Linked DNA regions of Homo sapiens: region 1 is linked to region 2. The links are chromatin contacts, found by Hi-C or POLR2A ChIA-PET in ENCODE. All regions are on one chromosome and are shown on one strand. Each heading gives the region's core, a stretch centred on a gene start or an enhancer-like site at or near the end of the contact. The rest is flanking DNA. Distances are from core to core; before and after follow the strand shown.

Region 1 (3,188 bases), core at 122-2,621, 310 kb after region 2:
GTCATAGTTTGAGTTATAAATAGCATGAAGTTTCTCTCGACCATGGTTCTTGGGTCCTGTCTAACATTTCCAAAAGTACATTCTTGAGTCCTTGGTGAATGAATGAATCTGTGGCGCATTCATGTTCAGAGTACAGGAATCTTATCTTTTTTTTTGGAATTAGACACATTAAGGTTCTTCCAGGGAATCACTAGTATTGTTTATTCCAGCAGAGCCCTCCCATCTCAATTAAGCATTCTTTACGCTTTTATCTTATCCCTACCTCAATCCACCTTTCCTTCTATTTCTGTCAGAAGAATGGTTCTGGGGCTGGGTGTAGTGGCTCATGCCTGTAATCCCGCACTTTGGGAGGCCAAGGCGGGTGGATCACTTGAGATCAAGAGTTCGAGACCAGCCCGGCCAACATGACGAAACCCCGTCTCTACTAAAAATACAAAAATTAGCCAGGAGTGGTGGCGGGCACCTGTAATCCCAGCTGCTTGGGAGGCTGAGGCAGGAGAATGCCCTGAACCTGGGAGGTGGAGGTTGTGGTGCACTGAGATTGAGCCACTGCACTCCAGCTTGGGCAACAGAGTGAGACTCCATCTTAAAAAAAAAAAAAAAAAAAAAAAGGAATGGTTTTGGAAGTTTTTTTAACTTCCAAACTTAAACTTACTTAAACTTTAAACTTAATTTTTTAGAACACTTTCATATTCCTCATTGCACTATAACACTTTTTGAAATGGACTATAAATATGGAATTAGTAGTAGGATCCTATCACATTCTGAGTGGTCTTAGATTAAATTAGACAGCAACAATAATATGTCCTAGAGTAGATGTAAAAAGCACACATTTTAATCAACTGATAGAGAGGTATATGTGACACGTCACACTGATAATGGATGCTTATTATATATTGAGAGATAAGATCCTGGAATTTAAATTGCCGTTTTGAATTGAAATTTATTTACCAGTCTATTTTACATATTACTAGGCTGTGGTTGGGATTGCTAATTCTGTTTTGAAGCGAATATAAGTAACTTATGGTTGAGAGAAGAGGATTGTTTTGAGGACCCTGTCCTGTTTATTTAAAAGTCTTACTTTTCTTCCAAGACTTGCTAATCTGTGCATCAGGAACTGATTAAAAATATGGGACAACTATCCTATTTGTGGACCAAGTTCAAACATCTCAAGTTGCTTTTTTTAATCCATCAATCAGACAGAGCCTCTTCAGGGTATAAGTGGCCTTGTGTTAAAACAAAGACACCCTCTGCATGCCGAAAGGCAATGCAAGTTTAAGCTGCCTCACAGGAAGGAGGTTTTGGTTTGTCTTTTTTTTTTTTTTTTTTTTTTTGGAGACACAGTCTGGCTCTGTTGCCCAGGCTGGAGTGCAATGGAGTGACCTCAGCTCACTGAAACGTCGCCTCCGGGGTTTAAGCTATTCTCCTGCCTCAGCCTCCTGAGTAGCTAGGATTACAGGCACATGCCACCATCCCAGGCTAGTTTTTATATTTTTAGTAGTGATGGAGTTTCACCATGTTGGCCAAGCTGGTCTCGAACTCCCAACTTCAAGTAATTCACCCACCTTGGCCTCCCAAAGTGCTGGGATTACAGGCATGAGCCACCGTGCCTGGCCTGGTTTGTCTTTGTCTTCACTAAGAGCACAGCGTTCTGGATGGGAAGAAATCTATATACTTTATAATGTTTACCAGACATATATTTATTCTTTCACTCAACAGATATTTATTAAGCTCCTAATATGTGCTAGGCATGTAGTTGGCACATGCTACTCTCCTATGAGGTGCCTTCTATATATTGATCAATAAAACACCATCATTGTCCTTAGAATAAAATCCAAAGCCCTTCGCACAGCTTTAGTAGGCCTATCAGAATTGCCAAATAAAATGATTTTTTTTTTTGGTCTTTTCCTGTTTGTCTCTACCACATTCACATTGTTGACTGCTCTCATTCAGTGGTTGCCAGGAACTGAGCTAGGTGTTCAAGACAGATAAGATTTCAGGTCTTGACAAATTACTCATAAGCCAACATTAAGAAGCTATTTAATTAAATTCATTTTATTTCTGTGGGATAATAATAACAAGTTTCTATAAACAAATTTATAGTAATTTCAAATTTCTAGGACTGTGAAGGTTAAAGAAGATGTCAAATTTAAAACGCATACCACACAGCTAGTGCATAGCAAATGTTTGGTGACTTAATTCTCTCAATCTTTACCATTTCTGAAGTATCTTCTGTGATAGCTCACAAATAAATCCAAACGGGCAGCACTAGGCTCTCCTTCCAGAGGATGGGAGATTACACACACAGAAAGCAAGTTTCATCTATTTCAGTGCTTAATAGACATTACATTTTAATTACCATATAGAACATCGTAATGACTCAGCTATTTCCTTTCTCGCCTGTAAGAAGTTAATTTTGATTCCTCTGAGTTACTTGCTTGAGTTTTATTTTTAAAATGGACGTTTTAGGCTGCAAGATGCCTCTTTTTTTGCAGTTGATTAATGAGAAGGCAAGGCCTGTGAGTTATTTCTGCCCTGGTCTAAATTCTATCCAGATGGATGCTTGGAAACATTACCCTGGGGTGTGTGAGAGCGTATGAGAAGCATGTGTATCACATCAAGTTCTAAAACATGGGGCTGGGATTGTGGTGAAACTGAGTAGGGAAGAAGACTGGAGAAATTATGGTTGAATCTGCAACAAAAAGGAACGGGGAGAAATAAAACCTAAAAAGGAGTTTTTTGTAAGACATATATTTAACCATTTATTACCCATAATATGACCAAAAATGTGAATATGGTAAATTGTTTTCTTCTGCTTCTCAGAAAGCAGAAAGGGAAGAAAGGGAGATCATTTTCCTCAGAAGGTAAATTACATGCAGTTGTCTCTAAAATCTTTCTATTCAAAGTGCAGTGCAATCTTTCTGACCAGTTACTTCACCCCTGCGGTTTGGTGGGCAGGGAATTGACAGAAATTGTATTTTATACTTGCAGAGTGCTTTTAGAAAGTGATAGGTCTCAGTTCAAGAATCAGAATGAGATAATAAGAAACAGTGATTGTACTATTTTTGTTCCACATCCTACATTTACTAACAGATCTAAGCCAAAGGGTGTAGTTGCTTATAAAATGTACCAGCCTAAAGCAAAGACTTCCAAGCATAATAAAGCTTTTTTTATAGTTTAATTTAATC
Region 2 (2,845 bases), core at 281-2,780:
TTCCCGAGTAGCTGGGACTACAGGCACGTGCCACCATGCCTAGCTAATGTTTTTTTGTATTTTTAATAGAGATGGGGTTTCGCCATGTTGGCCAGGATGGTCTTGAACTCCTGACCTCAGGTGATCCACCCACCTTGGCTTCCCAAAGTGCTGGGATTACAGGTGTGAGCCACTGTACCCGGCCAATTTTTAGTGTTTCTACATTAGGCAAACCCATCTTTCCTGGCAATTTTCTTATGTACACTTTGTTTATACTTTGAAACAACTGAAATTTTGAGAGCTATTTCCCCTCACATAGGAAGCCAATTGACAGGGGCCACCTCAATGCTCTTGACCTCTAGTGGGGATTGGACCCCACAGATTCTTGCTACTCAGTGCTGTCCCAGGCCAGCATATCAATATCTCTTGGGAGCTTGCTGGAGATGCAGTATCTCAGGCCCCGCCCTTGGCAGCTGAAACAGAACCTTCATTTTAACAAGATTCCCTAGTGAGTCGAGTGCAAATTAAAGTTTGAGAAGTACTCTCCTAAATCACAGCTTGGTCAATCAAGAAGCAAGTGGTCCCAGGATGTTTCTATCCTTTAAATGTAACAACAATCCCATTACTGAGTTTTTTTGTTTCTTTTATTTGTTTGTTTTTGTTTTTTTTTTGAGATGGAGCGTTGCTTTGTCGCCCAGACTGGAGTGCAGTAGTGCCATCTCAGCTCACTGCAACCTCCACTTCCCAGGTTCAAGCAATTCTCCTGCCCCAGCCTCCTGAGTAGCTGGGGCTACAGGTGCATGCCACCACACCCAGCTAATTTTTGTATTTTTAGTAGAGATGGGGTTTCACCATGTTGGTCAGGCTTGTCTCGACTACCTGACCTCAGGTGATCCACCCGCCTCGGCCTCCCAAAGTGCTAGGATTACAGGTGTGAGCCACCGCGCCCGGCAATTACTCAGTGTGTAATGTGAACCACAGGCACTTTGAGTTCGTGGTCTCTAATTACTGACAGAGTCATTCAGGGCAGGTATCCTCAATTCTCATTTCCAGCTGAGAAAGAATGAGATTTGGGAGACAAAGTAACTTGGTAGAAATTACACAGCCAATAAATGAAAGTTCCTGGATGTGAACACAGGTTTATCTTCTGACTGAGCAATATTGCTTCCCATTCTTCTTGCTGTTTTTCAAAGCACCGTTTTTGATGAGGTAGGTCCTGGGGTCATAAAGAGAAAGGAATTTTGTTCATTTTACTCTTCCCTGGACTGTGTGAAATATTTCAGGTACAGAGACTAAGTCAATGATTATCTATCTGGTGGATTAAAGAACAGACAATTCAGAAATGCTCTTGATGGTCATAAGTTAATTTTAAAAATTTATTTAGAAGGGATCCTCAGGAATGCCTAATTGTATCCACTGGATTTTAATACTTTCAATTCCGTGCAACTAAATGTGGCCCTTGGAAAAGTCCTGTGACTTCCGAACCCACCAGTAGATGTCAGTATTTCTTTGGACACCACAATGGCCTCTCAAGTTTTTGCCCTACCAGGCTCTTCACAAGATCCGTTGTGTCTGAAGAAGGAGCGGCGACTTTTTGTCTACATTTTTACTTGGTTGGAACAATCTTCTGAGATATCTTCAAGGGTGTTAGTGACCCCAAGGCAGTACTCTCTTGCCCTCTCTCTCTCCCTGTCTCTCTCTGTCTCTGTATGTGTGCGCCTCTTTCCTTCTCTTTCTCTCCCTATTTCCTCTCCCCATACTCCCACACTGACATTTTTTAATGAAAAAGATGATTTTCTCCCATGAAGATATTTCTGTGCAGATGTTAGAAAAGGACATTCGAAGACACTAAAGTCAGATTTTGTCAAGCCCTCTGGCTGGTAAACCAAGCAGATCCCACTCTCCAGGAATGAAGCAACTATTACGTTGGGGCGAAAGTTATTGCTATTACTTTTAATGGCAAAAAAACACGATTTTTTCCCCCAACCTAATACTACCATGCTAAATGCCAATTCAAAAAGGATTGCCCTTTGAAGAAAAAAAGGCAGAAGTAAGCAGGAAGGATAGCTCACTTGGAGTATCATCCGAGTTAGCTTAGGTAAAGACTGTAGCTTTCTACTAAAGCGTAATTTATTTCTCAAAGAATATTTTATATGCAACTATTTTCTGGGCTCTGTTCTGGAGCTTTATTAAATGTGTAAGAAGGCTGAATAATTGATCAGGTTTACCAAAGACTACAATTTAAGCTGACAGGCATTTGATTTTAGATGCTGGTGTCTCATTTGTGTGGCTTTTTCATGCATCTGCCAGCAACGGGTATGCTAAGACAATTATGTTCTTCCCACTGGACTGCTTTTTCTTGTCTCCTTTCCAGAACGATCCTTCTATTTTTTTTTTAGAAAAAGCTGTGCTTTAGGTTAACCACATAAAATTATTTGACAGATATCTGAAGAGACTCACTTTCTTTACAAGAGAGGTTAATAGTAGCTTCTCAGTAAGGAAAAAAAAAACGCTGAGAGGGATTAAATAAGAGAAATGCTTTCTGAGTCATTAGATGCTAGACAGGTTAAAATACCAGAAAAGTACACTGTAGCATTCAATTTGGCACGAGGTAATGACTTAATGATTTTCCCGATTTCTGATATTCGGTGTGGAACACTTAAGCCTTTCTGAGGCCTGATTAGCAAACAGTTTTATTTCCCTTTGCAGAAGAGGATGTAATCAGTTGTTAGGTGGACAATTCAGAAGTGCTTTAGGATTTTTCACACTGCCGGTTTTATAATTTAGCGATTATGTAGCTTGATGGTGAGAGTCATTACTTTCAAGAAGTTTGGAAATTGAACTAGTCCAGTGTTTCCCAGAACCT

Evidence for each region. Hi-C counts contacts between places; a loop is a spot of excess contacts on that map. ChIA-PET counts read pairs that join two places held with the same protein, here RNA polymerase II (POLR2A). Pooled maps may share reads with other maps.
Region 1: a loop to region 2 is called in a map of PC-3, with 6 times the contacts of the local background. The contact joins two enhancer-like sites. A Hi-C loop is called at or near these places in 5 of 168 maps with a recorded cell type or tissue (GM12878, K562, PC-3 and 2 more), 3 of 37 single-sample maps with no recorded cell type and 8 of 50 pooled maps. POLR2A ChIA-PET finds 5 or more read pairs at or near these places in 2 of 52 experiments (Caco-2 and activated CD8-positive, alpha-beta memory T cell).

The regions. Positions count from the first base shown.
Region 1 is chr10:16,943,914-16,947,101 of GRCh38, reverse strand. The region is part of intron 36 of CUBN (cubilin); the gene reads left to right. Among named protein-coding and RNA genes, the nearest start is that of RSU1, 130 kb to the right of the region's middle. Within about 2 kb of position 1,371, at least 7 of the 41 ENCODE cell types and tissues checked have a DNase peak (open chromatin) inside an H3K27ac peak, as active enhancers do.
Region 2 is chr10:17,256,521-17,259,365 of GRCh38, reverse strand. No RefSeq gene overlaps it. Among named protein-coding and RNA genes, the nearest start is that of VIM-AS1, 28 kb to the right of the region's middle. Within about 2 kb of position 1,530, at least 2 of the 41 ENCODE cell types and tissues checked have a DNase peak (open chromatin) inside an H3K27ac peak, as active enhancers do.